Regions from separate parts of the Homo sapiens genome. Here region 2 is linked to region 1. Evidence: read pairs that join two places in POLR2A ChIA-PET (ENCODE). Cell type or tissue: K562. All regions are shown on one strand. Region 1 overlaps LAMC3 (laminin subunit gamma 3). Region 2 has its middle 64 kb from the start of EXOSC2.

Region 1 (5,000 bases):
CCAGGAGTCTGAGGCAGGAGAACCACTGGAACCCGGGAGGCAGAGGCTGCAGTGAACCGAGATCGCACCACTGCACTCCAGCCTGGGCGACAGAGCAAGACTCCATCTCAAAAAATAAATAAATACATAAATAAAAGAAAGCAGCTTAATCCCTCCTTTGTGATGAAAAAGTTTCTTCCAAAGGCAACAAAAAGGTTGGGAAAGGAGTGGCCCCAAGATCTTTTTTTTTTTTTTTCTTGAGTTGGAGTCTCACTCTAGCCCAAGCTGGAGTGAAGTGGCATGATCTCGGCTCACTGCAACCTCTGCCTCCTACGTTCGAGCGATTCTCATGCCTCAGCCTCCCGTGTAGCTGGGATTACAGGTGCATGCCACCATGCCCGGCTAATTTTTTGTATTTTAGTAGAAACGAGGTTTCACCATGTTGCCCAGGGTGGTCTCGAACTCCTGAGCTCAGGTGATCCCCCTGCCTCGGCCTCCCAAAGTGCTGGGATTACAGGTGTGAGCCACTGCGCCCGGCCCCCAAGATCTTTTAAACAGCGACGAGAATTAAAATCTGCAGCCCTAGCCCAGACCCTCACAAGCTCCAGGGGCCAATGAGGCTTCTGGGTGATTGAGACAGCTGTGTTCCTATCAGGAAAGCCGAGCCAAGATGTCATCCTTGACTGTTAGCTGGTGGTGACACTGCTTGGGAGTACTTGGCTTCCCTCACCTCCAGGCCGCCCAATATGCTGTTCTCTCTGTCTAGAATTCTGTTCCCTCTGCTCTCCTCGCCTGTCTAGCTCCCATGCACCCCTGCTCATCCCACCCGCTTACTGGACCACATGCCCCAAACTTACTTCTCACCACCTCCTCCCTCTCCATGCTCCTGCCAGCCTGAACTACAGGCTTCACCACAAGGTGGCCACAGCTTTGCCAACATCCTGCCTGGTGTGGAATGCACCTTCTCCTCACCTTCCCTGGCTAATGGCTGCTCATCCTTGGAACCATAGGTTTGAGCGCCTTGTTGATGCTCCCACAGCCTCCCTGGGCTACTTTGTCCTGTTCTATAAAGACCTGCCTGTCTCATCTGGGCACGGTGGCTCACGCCTCTAATCCCAGCACTTTGGGAGGCCGAGGCAGGCAAATCACTTGAGGTCAGGAGTTTGAGACTAGCCTGGCCTACATGGTGAAATCCCATCTCTACAGAAATACAAAAATTAGCCAGGCTTGGTGGTGCACGCTTGTAATCCCTGCTACTCAGGAGGCTGAGGCAGGAGAATGGCTTGAATCCAGGGGACGGAGGTTGAAGTGAGCCAAGATCACGCCACTGCACTCCAGCCTAGGCAACAGAGTGAGACTTTGTCTCAAAACAAACAAACAAACAAACAAAAACAAGACCTGCCTCTCTCTCCCTACCTGTAACCTCCCCTTGGGGCAGGTGCCATGAATCCTTATAGCTGAGCATGGCACCTAGCACACAAGAGGTGCCCAATAAATGCTTGCCCGATGAATGAGTAGACTCGAGGCAGGATTTGTACCTTCAAGGAGTTTATAATCCAGTGAGAGAGTGGAGACAGCAGGCAGTCCTGACAGTGTGGATCACATTGTCCCAAGTGTGCCTGGAAGTCATGATCCCTGGATGAGTCTCTGTTTCACACTAGCCAGCATTTAGTGAGCACCTGCTATGTGCCACGTGCTTTGCCAAGTACTTTACTCACACTGTATGGCTGAGATCCCCAAACACTTCATTTACTAGTGAGGAGTCAGGCTCAGGGAGCAGAAGGACTTCCTCAGTGTCATGCCCAAAGTCACTGCTCAAAACCTGGGTGCCCTCCTACTCAGGAGTCCATGGAGCCCCAGAGAGAAGGGGCTGCCTAGGAAGGGGGTGAAGGGGGTGCTGGTGCCCATGGAGACATGGAGGTCCCACCCGCCCCCCTCCCAGTCTTCACCTGCTGGCTGAGCCAGCAGCTGGGCACAGCAGAGCCTCCCCCGGCCGGGCCCCGCACCGCCCACGCCAAACAGCAGGAGCGCCAAGCTGTGTCCTCTCCAGCCAGCTGGAACATAAAGCCCATCAAGAATGACACCGGGACAGTCATAAAATCAAGCTGGCCCACATCCGGCACTGACCAAGCAGAATGAGCTCAGTACGAAGAGGCTTATTTTGGGAAAATGGAAACAAAACAAAGCCCTATAATTGGAGCCATCTGGGCAGCAGTGGCCTAGGGAGTGGGGCGGGAGGGGCTAGGGTGGAAAGCTGGGCTGGGAATGCATGGGTGAGGCTGCCCTGCCCACCTCGAGCATCAGAACCAGGTGGGTGAGCTGCTCCCAGCCTACAGGGGAGTCACACCCAGCAGGGTCCCTTAGCCCCATCTGGCCACCCACTGTTCTTGTTCTTCCTCTCCCAGCCAAGCTCTTGGCACTTCTGGGTGTGGTGACTCCCTATAAGGAGCTGGGGACTCCCCATGGCCATAATGCCAGATACCACAAGACCCTGGCTGAACCAGGGATAGGCTCCATCACAGCCCTCCCATCTTGGCACTAAGTCTAAGCCCCAAATATGAATCAAGATTGCCAAGTCTAAAAAAACAAAAAGATTGCCAAGTTCTCCTCTAACCTGGGGAGACCAAACAGTTTTCCTTGGATTGAGTGTTGCCTAGGGCTTTGTGTTAAGAAGGATTCTGAGGTACAGTCTGAGCCAAAACATGACTGAGACATGACTGCATGTTTGCAAAGAGAGGTGGCAGGGCATTCCAGACCATTGCATAAGTCAGGGAACAGACGAGGGGCTGAGAGAATGACAGAGAGGAGGGCTAACACAAGGAATTCCAGAGAATGAGCTAGTGATCTGGTGAATACTGAGGTCACTTGCGAGAAGGAGGTGATTCACCAGCTTCTTGTTTTGGTGCATAGAGAGACTAGGGGAGGAAGGAGGGTGCCTTTATTTTTCCCCCCCAAATACATGTAACACAAACGTGGAGTCTGGCTTTCGGTTCTTTTGGGTATATCCCCAGAAGTGGAAGTGCTGGATCATATGGCAATTCTATTCTTAGGTTTTTTGATGTTTTTTTTTCTCCCCAGAGTCTCTGGCTTCTTTTAATTAGTTTTAACCTTTAAGCTTTTGTAAGCGTAATCAACCAGCTGAGGATGGTAGGGGATATTTCCCAACACTTCTCGTGTAAACTCAAATTGTAGGTTCTTGCTTGGAGTAACACAGGCTCTTCACTGCTTACAAGGTTATTCTTGAGTTGCAAAAATTCTCTCTCCGTAGTTTTTCCTGGATTCCTCTATTCAATCTCGGCTGCCACAGAAAGCAGAAAGCAGTCAGAGAGAAAGCACAGGGACGCTGTTTTTGCATCTGTAGTGGAAACCTTAGCAGACAGTAACTGCTCTGGGGCTGTCAAATAGATGCATTGTTTTTAGTTTTTTCGGGAACCACCAGTTTCCCATAGCGTATGCACCATTTCACATTCCCACCCACAGTGCATGAGGGTTCCAGTTTCTCCATATCCTTGCCAACACTTGTTATCTTCTGTTTTTTTGATAATAGCCATCCTAATGGATGTGAGGTCCAATAATACATATATATAACTGTGTAGGGAAAAACTCCTCAAACTGTGTTTTTCCTCTGCTCTCAGACGACAGCCATCATCAACACAGAAGACTTCTGTGACCAAATGCGTGGGTTTTTCCCCCACCCAACAAGCAGCGGTACCAGCTGGGTGTCCTCTAATTCAGTTCCAACACGATCTAGTCAGAGATAGCATCCGGTCCCACAGGTTGAGGGCTCAGTCCCCAAGGCTGTCTTCCGCCACACACACCAGTCACAAGTCTAGGCCTCACGAACTTCTGACAGATTAGCTTCAAGTTCCCATGACCCCTTCTTTGGGTTCAATCAATTCACTGGAGCAGCTCACAGAACTCAGGGTAACACATTGACTGGTTTATTATAAAGAATATTGCAAAGGACACAGATGAAGAGATGAGCAGGGTGAGGAACGGTGAAGGGACGGGAGCTTCCATGCCCTCCCTGGGTGCCACCCTCCAGGAACCTCCCCGTGTTCAGCCATCCAGAAGCTCCCTGAACCCTGTCCTCAGGTTTTCATGGACGCTTCATGCATCAGCATTGCTTCCCTTGGGCGTAGGGTGGGACCCTCTCTTGGAGGGTCTTAAGACCCACGGTCAGAAAGGTGGGGGAACTTTAGAGTGAAAGGAGGGCAGGAGAAGGCAGAGGCCTGCCCCTGAGGCCCAACACACCCAAAATTCTAATGAAAGACCGTAAGGAGGGCTATGGGAGTCATAAGCCAGGAGCTGTGGATGAAAACACACACACACACACACACACACACACATATATATGTATTTTTTTAATAGAGAGACATGGTCTCACTATGTTGCCCAGGCTGGTCTCAAACCCCTAGGCTCAAGTGATCCTCCCACCTTGGCCTCCCAAAGTGCTAGGATTACAGGTGTGAGCCACCACGGCCAGCCCGAAAACTGACAGCTATCATAACACCACAATAACATACATAGTATATATAACAGCTTTAGGAGATACAATTCACATACCGTATAATTTACCCATTTAAACTATACAATCCAGTGGTTTTTAGTATATACACACAGTTGTGCAGCCATCACCACAATCAATTTTAGAATATATTTATTTATTTATTTATTTATTTTGAGACAGGGTCTCACTCTGTTGCACAGGCTGGAGTGCAGTGGCACGATCACAGCTCACTGTGGCCTCTACCTCCTGAGCTCAAGCCATCCTCCCACCTCAGCCTCTCAGGTAGCTGGGATATGCAAGCCACCACGCCCAGCTAATTTTTTAATTTGTTCTTATTTATTTATTTATTTTTTGTAGAGAGAGGATCTTGCTATGTTACCCAGGCTGGTCTCAAACTCCTGGGCTCAAGCGATCCTCCAGCCTCAGCCTCCCAAAGTGCTGGGATGACAGGTGTGAGCCACTAAGCCCGGCTTGGAACACCTTTATTACCCTGTACCTATTAGCAGTCACT
Region 2 (5,000 bases), 260 kb before region 1:
TCAAAGATGACCTTGAGTACCAAGCCAAAGATTTTGGAGATATTTGGTGGACATTGGGCATTATACATACCCAGTAAGATATTAGCACCATGAAAGCTCCACAAAAGTGTCCTGAGCGCCTAGAACAGTACTTGGCACATGGTAGATCTTCAATAAATAGTTGTTGAAGGAATTTGTTAAAATATCAGAGCTATGATTTAAGAAAATTATTCTGTAATCTGAATTTAGGTTGGGAGTGGAAAGGAGTACCCTTAAGTAGGACATGAGAAGAGCCTGAAGAAAGGCAGAGGACACCAGTAGGCATCTTGGATGTGGGATTGGTCAGAGGGGAGAGAGGTAAAAATGATTCCATGACTGTGAGTCTGGCGACTAGAAATGGGGGTGACATTCACAGAGTAGGGTGGTTCCCTGTAGTTCCTCCTTGTGCAGAAGGTGAGGCTTTGCTTGTCGACCTGCTTCAGTAGTAGCATTGACAGAACAGTCTCTGTGTACTCTGTCCCCTCAGTGCTTTCTGCATATGTGTTGCTCACTCATCACTATCTGCATGTTCGTGGTCTCTGGAAAGAATCAACTATAATGATCAGAATAATTGCCTGGTAGGACGTATTTCCTTTGAGTTCAGCAAGACGTGCCCCCTCACATGGTGTTCCTGTTCATTCATAAGGCTGTAATAATGTATGAGTTAGGAGACCCTTTTGACCAATTCCCCTCTGTTTTCCATCTTGGAAAAACCAGAACTCTGTTTTCTTGAGCAAATGACGTTGCCACCAGCCCTGAAGCTCCTTTTCCTGGGTTTGTAGGGGTTGGTGGAATCCTGGCAGTCTGCCGCTCTTCCTGGCCTCCAGAGATCAGGGCTGTGACTTTCCATCTGCAGATGGCAGTTCTAGCTGCGAGGTTGGTGGCCGAGGAGGACGAGGACACAGCTCAGGGCCTGTCCTTCAAGGGCTTCCGTGTGCAGCAGCAGCACTCTGTAATATCATAGATGAATTTTTGTCAAAACACAGAGAAAAGTTGATTACACTTCTCATTTATTAAAAAAAAATGACTTGATAGCATAGTAGATGGCCCCTTATGTAAGCCACTTAGTATTATTTCAAAGGAAGCATGTCTGTGAGAAAAGGGGCAACCACTTTTCTCATAGAGAAGAACAGGTTTTTAAATGAAAAGATCAACAAATCCAAATGCTGTGGTATTTATACTGATTTAGAAAGGCAGTTGACTTTGGGAGGCTTTGTTTTCTCATTTCCCTTTTCTCCTTGACATTTGACAGACGTGGTTAGCAGAGAGCTTTCTCATTCGGTTTTCCTGGAGAGAGCTCTGCCTCTTGGGCTTCCTGCATTTGTATGGAAGTTTTAATTTTTTTTTTTTTTGTCAAATGAAAGGTTGCCATTTCATTTGTTCAGATTTCCCACACACTGTTGCAGCAATCTTTAGATTTCAAATTGGCTAATTCAGTGGGTCACTTAATTCTTAACTTTTACAACATTTTGAGTCTAAATACAGCAAAATTGGTGCCTTTTTCAGCTATTTTTCGGCGTTGCTATATTCCAAGCCACTGAGCTCTGTTTTACTCTGACATTTTCTCTTCACTTTTGGGATTCTGCTCACTGTGTTTAAGGCAGCTCGATAGCATTTTGCCAAAAAAGAGAAGTTAGGGCTAGTGTGAGTTGAGGGGAAGGGGATGTTTCTGTTGTTGCTCCTTGCTGAGTATCTTCAGATATCTAAAAGAAACTTGTAACACAGCGTCAGCCTGACACTGGCCTTTGCAGCATCAGCCTTGGTTGACTGTGTTCTAATAGGGATGCCTGATCTGTATCCTCTTTAACTTGGCTATAAGAAGGTTTTGGAGAATGTATGTCTGAGGGTGTTTTAAAAGAAAATGGAAACAAAGCTCCTTTTTGCCTTGAGCTCATGGTTTGGAATTTGGGCATTTGGAATCCTTCAAGCCCTCCTCCTGGGCAGAGCTGGAGTCCCCTTAGGGCACTGCCTGTCATCTTCACTACACAGCTGTGCTCCAGAGCAGGGAGCCGATGGAAAGGGGGACCCAGAACATTCCATTCTGCAGAATTCCCTTCCAGCCGTCTGTGAGAAGGCAGTTTGGGACCCTTTTAGAAGTTTGCTTTATAAGTGAAGAACCTGAGGCCGGCTGTGTTCATATTCTCAGAACTTGGTGAGAATGAGGTACTTTAAGATAGGCTCTAAGATCAGCAGCATCAGCCCACTCGGGAAGAGCTCCTCTGACTCCTGGAGGAGAAAGCCAGATGGGGGAAGCATTAAGTCCTGTTTTCCTATTGAAAACTGAAATTGGCCAGCCACAGTGGCTCATGTCTGTAATCCCAGCCCTTTGGGAGGCCAAGGTGGGAGGATTGTTTGAGCCTAGGAGTTCAAGACCAGCCTGAGCAACACGATGAAACCTGGTCCCTGTAAAAAATACAAAAATTAGCTGGGGCATGGTAGCGCATGCTTGTAGTCCCAGCTACTAGGGAGGCTGAGGTGGGAGGACCGCTTGGGCCTGGGAAGCAGAGGTTGCAGTGAACTAAGGTTGAACCACTGTACTCCAGGCCTTTTTTTTTTTTTTTTTTTTGAGACAGAGTCTTGCTCTGTCACCCAGGCTGGAGTGTAGTGGTGCGATCTCAGCTCACTGCAACCTCCGCCTCCTGGGTTCAAGTGATTCTTCTGCCTCAGCCTCCCGAGTAGCTGGGACTACAGGCACCCACCACCACGCCCGGCTAATTTTTTTTGTATTTTGTTATAGAGATGGGGTTTCACTGTGTTAGCCAGGCTAGTCTCGATCTCCTGACCTTGTGATTTACCCGCCTCGGCCTCCCAAAGTGCTGGGATTACAGGCATGAGCCACTGCGCCCGGCCAGGCATTTTTTTTATGTGTGTCTCAAATAAAAAGAAAGAAAACCAAAATTTTACCTGAAAGACGAGAAAGTTGATGAAGATTTTGAGAAAGTGAGGAAGCAATGGCCCCTCCAGGGCACACCCAGGTGCTGTCCCTTCTTTTCTCCTCAGTTCTCTTAGCTATAAAATGGGGCTTATAATAATCCCTTCCTTGAAGAGATGTTGTTAATAGTACTTAGATGATTTGCTAACTTATATCAAGCACTTACTCTGACCCAGGTATCGGACTGGGTGCTTGACATATATTATCTCTATTGTGTTTTGCAGAGTGGCTAAGATTTTTTTTTTTTTTCTTTTTTGAGACAGAGTCTCGCTCTGTCACCCAAGTTGGAGTGCAGTGGTGCGATCTTGGCTCACTGCAACCTCCACCTCCTGGGTTCAAGCCATTTTCCTGCCTCAGCCTCCCGAGTAGCTGGGATTACAGGCGTGTACTACCACGTCTGGCTAATTTTTGTATTTCAGTAGAGATGGGGTTTCACCGTGTTGGCCAGGCTGCTCTCGGAACTCCTGACTCCGGTGATCCACCCGCCTTGGCCTCCCAAAGTGCTGGGATTACAGGCATGAGCCACCAGAGACGGAGTCTCACTCTGTTGCTCAGGCTGGAATGCAGTGGCGCAGTCTCGACTCACTGTAACCTCCGCCTCCTGGGTTCAAGCAATTCTCCTGCCTCAGCCTCCCAAGTAGCTGAGATTACAGGCGTGCGCCACCAAGCCCAGATAATTTTCATATTTTTAGTAGAGACGGGGTTTTGCCATGTTGGCCAGGCTGGTCTTGAACTCATGACCTCAAGTGATCCATCCACCTCGGCCTCCCAAAGTGCTGGGATTACAGGTGTGAGCCACCGCATCCGGCCCCAATTTATTCAACTTTGGAAGCGTTGGTTGTGAGATGTGCAGTTGGGTGTTGTCATGGAGAAGAATTGGGCCCTTCCTGTTGACCAGTGCCGGCTGCAGGCATTGCAGTTTTCGGTGCATCTCATCGATTTGCTGAGCATACTTCTCAGATGTGATGGTTTCGCCGGGATTCAGAAGGCTGTAGTGGATCACACAGGCAGCAGACCACCAAGCTGTGACCATGACCTTTTTTTGGTGCTAGTTTGGCTTTGGGAAGTGCTTTGGAACCTCTTTCGGTCCGAACACTGAGCTGGTCATTGCTGTTTGTCGTATAAAATCCACTTTTTGTCGCACATCACAATCTGATCAAGAAATGGTTTGTTGTTGCGTAGAGGAAGAGAAGACGACACTTAAACATGATTTTTTAAAAATTTTTGCTGATGTGGGACCCGCTTAACTTCCCAATTTGCTTCAAATGCCAAATGATCATAGAATGGTCAACATTGAGTTTTTCAGCAACTTCTTTTATGGTTGTAAGAGGATCAGCTTCTGTGATTGATCTCCCAACTGGTCGTTGTCAACTTCTGATGGCCGGTCATTGCACTCCTCATCTTCAAGGCTCTCGTCTCCTTTGTAAAACTTCTTGAACCACCACTGCACTGTACGTTTCATTAGCAGCTCCTTGGCCAAATGCGTTGTTGATGTTGCGAGTTGTCTCCAGTGCTTTACAATCCATTTTGACCTTGAATAAGAAAATTGCTCGAATTTGCTTTTTGTCTAACATCATTTTCACAGTCTAAAGTAAACATAAACAGCAAGGAATAAGTCATTAGCAAAAAAATGTAAAGTGAGAAATGCCCATTAAAATAATGTATAACATAACCACATTTATTTAAGAATGTACTCGAATATCAAATGACAAATTCCAACAGTGTAAAAACTGTGATTCCTTTTGCACCAACCTCATACTAGCCAGGCATCTTTCTACTGAAACTGGCTGGAGACCATGTCTCAGTGGTGGAGCCGGTATAGGAGGCTTCACATTTCTTCCCCTAGGACACGCTGTCATTGTTTAGGTTTCTTGTTTTGTTTTTTCCTGAAACAGGGTCTCACTCTGTTGCTCAGGCTGGAGTGCAGTGGCACAGTTACAGCTCACTGCAGCTCTAACCTCTTAGGCTCAAGTGATTGTCCCATCTCAGCCTCTCAACTAGCTGGGACTACGTGCTTGTGCCACACATTTAGGTAATTTAATTTTTTTTT

The links. ChIA-PET counts read pairs that join two places held together with the same protein. Peaks named below come from ENCODE experiments on the same cell type or tissue, not always from the same donor. Only the 100,000 strongest peaks of a DNase experiment are listed, where the experiment ranks them.
Region 2: POLR2A ChIA-PET joins it to region 1 with 5 read pairs; 3 of 35 experiments call an interaction of 5 or more read pairs at or near these places.

What each region holds. Positions count from the first base shown.
Region 1 is chr9:131,017,917-131,022,916 of GRCh38, forward strand. All of the region lies in intron 1 of LAMC3 (laminin subunit gamma 3), which reads left to right. It also overlaps the pseudogene LOC124900284. Among named protein-coding and RNA genes, the nearest start is that of LAMC3, 11 kb to the left of the region's middle. RefSeq lists a silencer at 1,130-1,317. In K562, no CTCF peak of the experiment used is centred here; DNase peaks (open chromatin) are centred at 805, 1,962, 2,350 and 2,812; H3K27me3 peaks cover 4,533 bases.
Region 2 is chr9:130,754,973-130,759,972 of GRCh38, forward strand. It overlaps a transcript of ABL1 not described here. Among named protein-coding and RNA genes, the nearest start is that of EXOSC2, 64 kb to the left of the region's middle. RefSeq lists a silencer at 4,869-5,000. In K562, no CTCF peak of the experiment used is centred here; no DNase peak of the experiment used is centred here.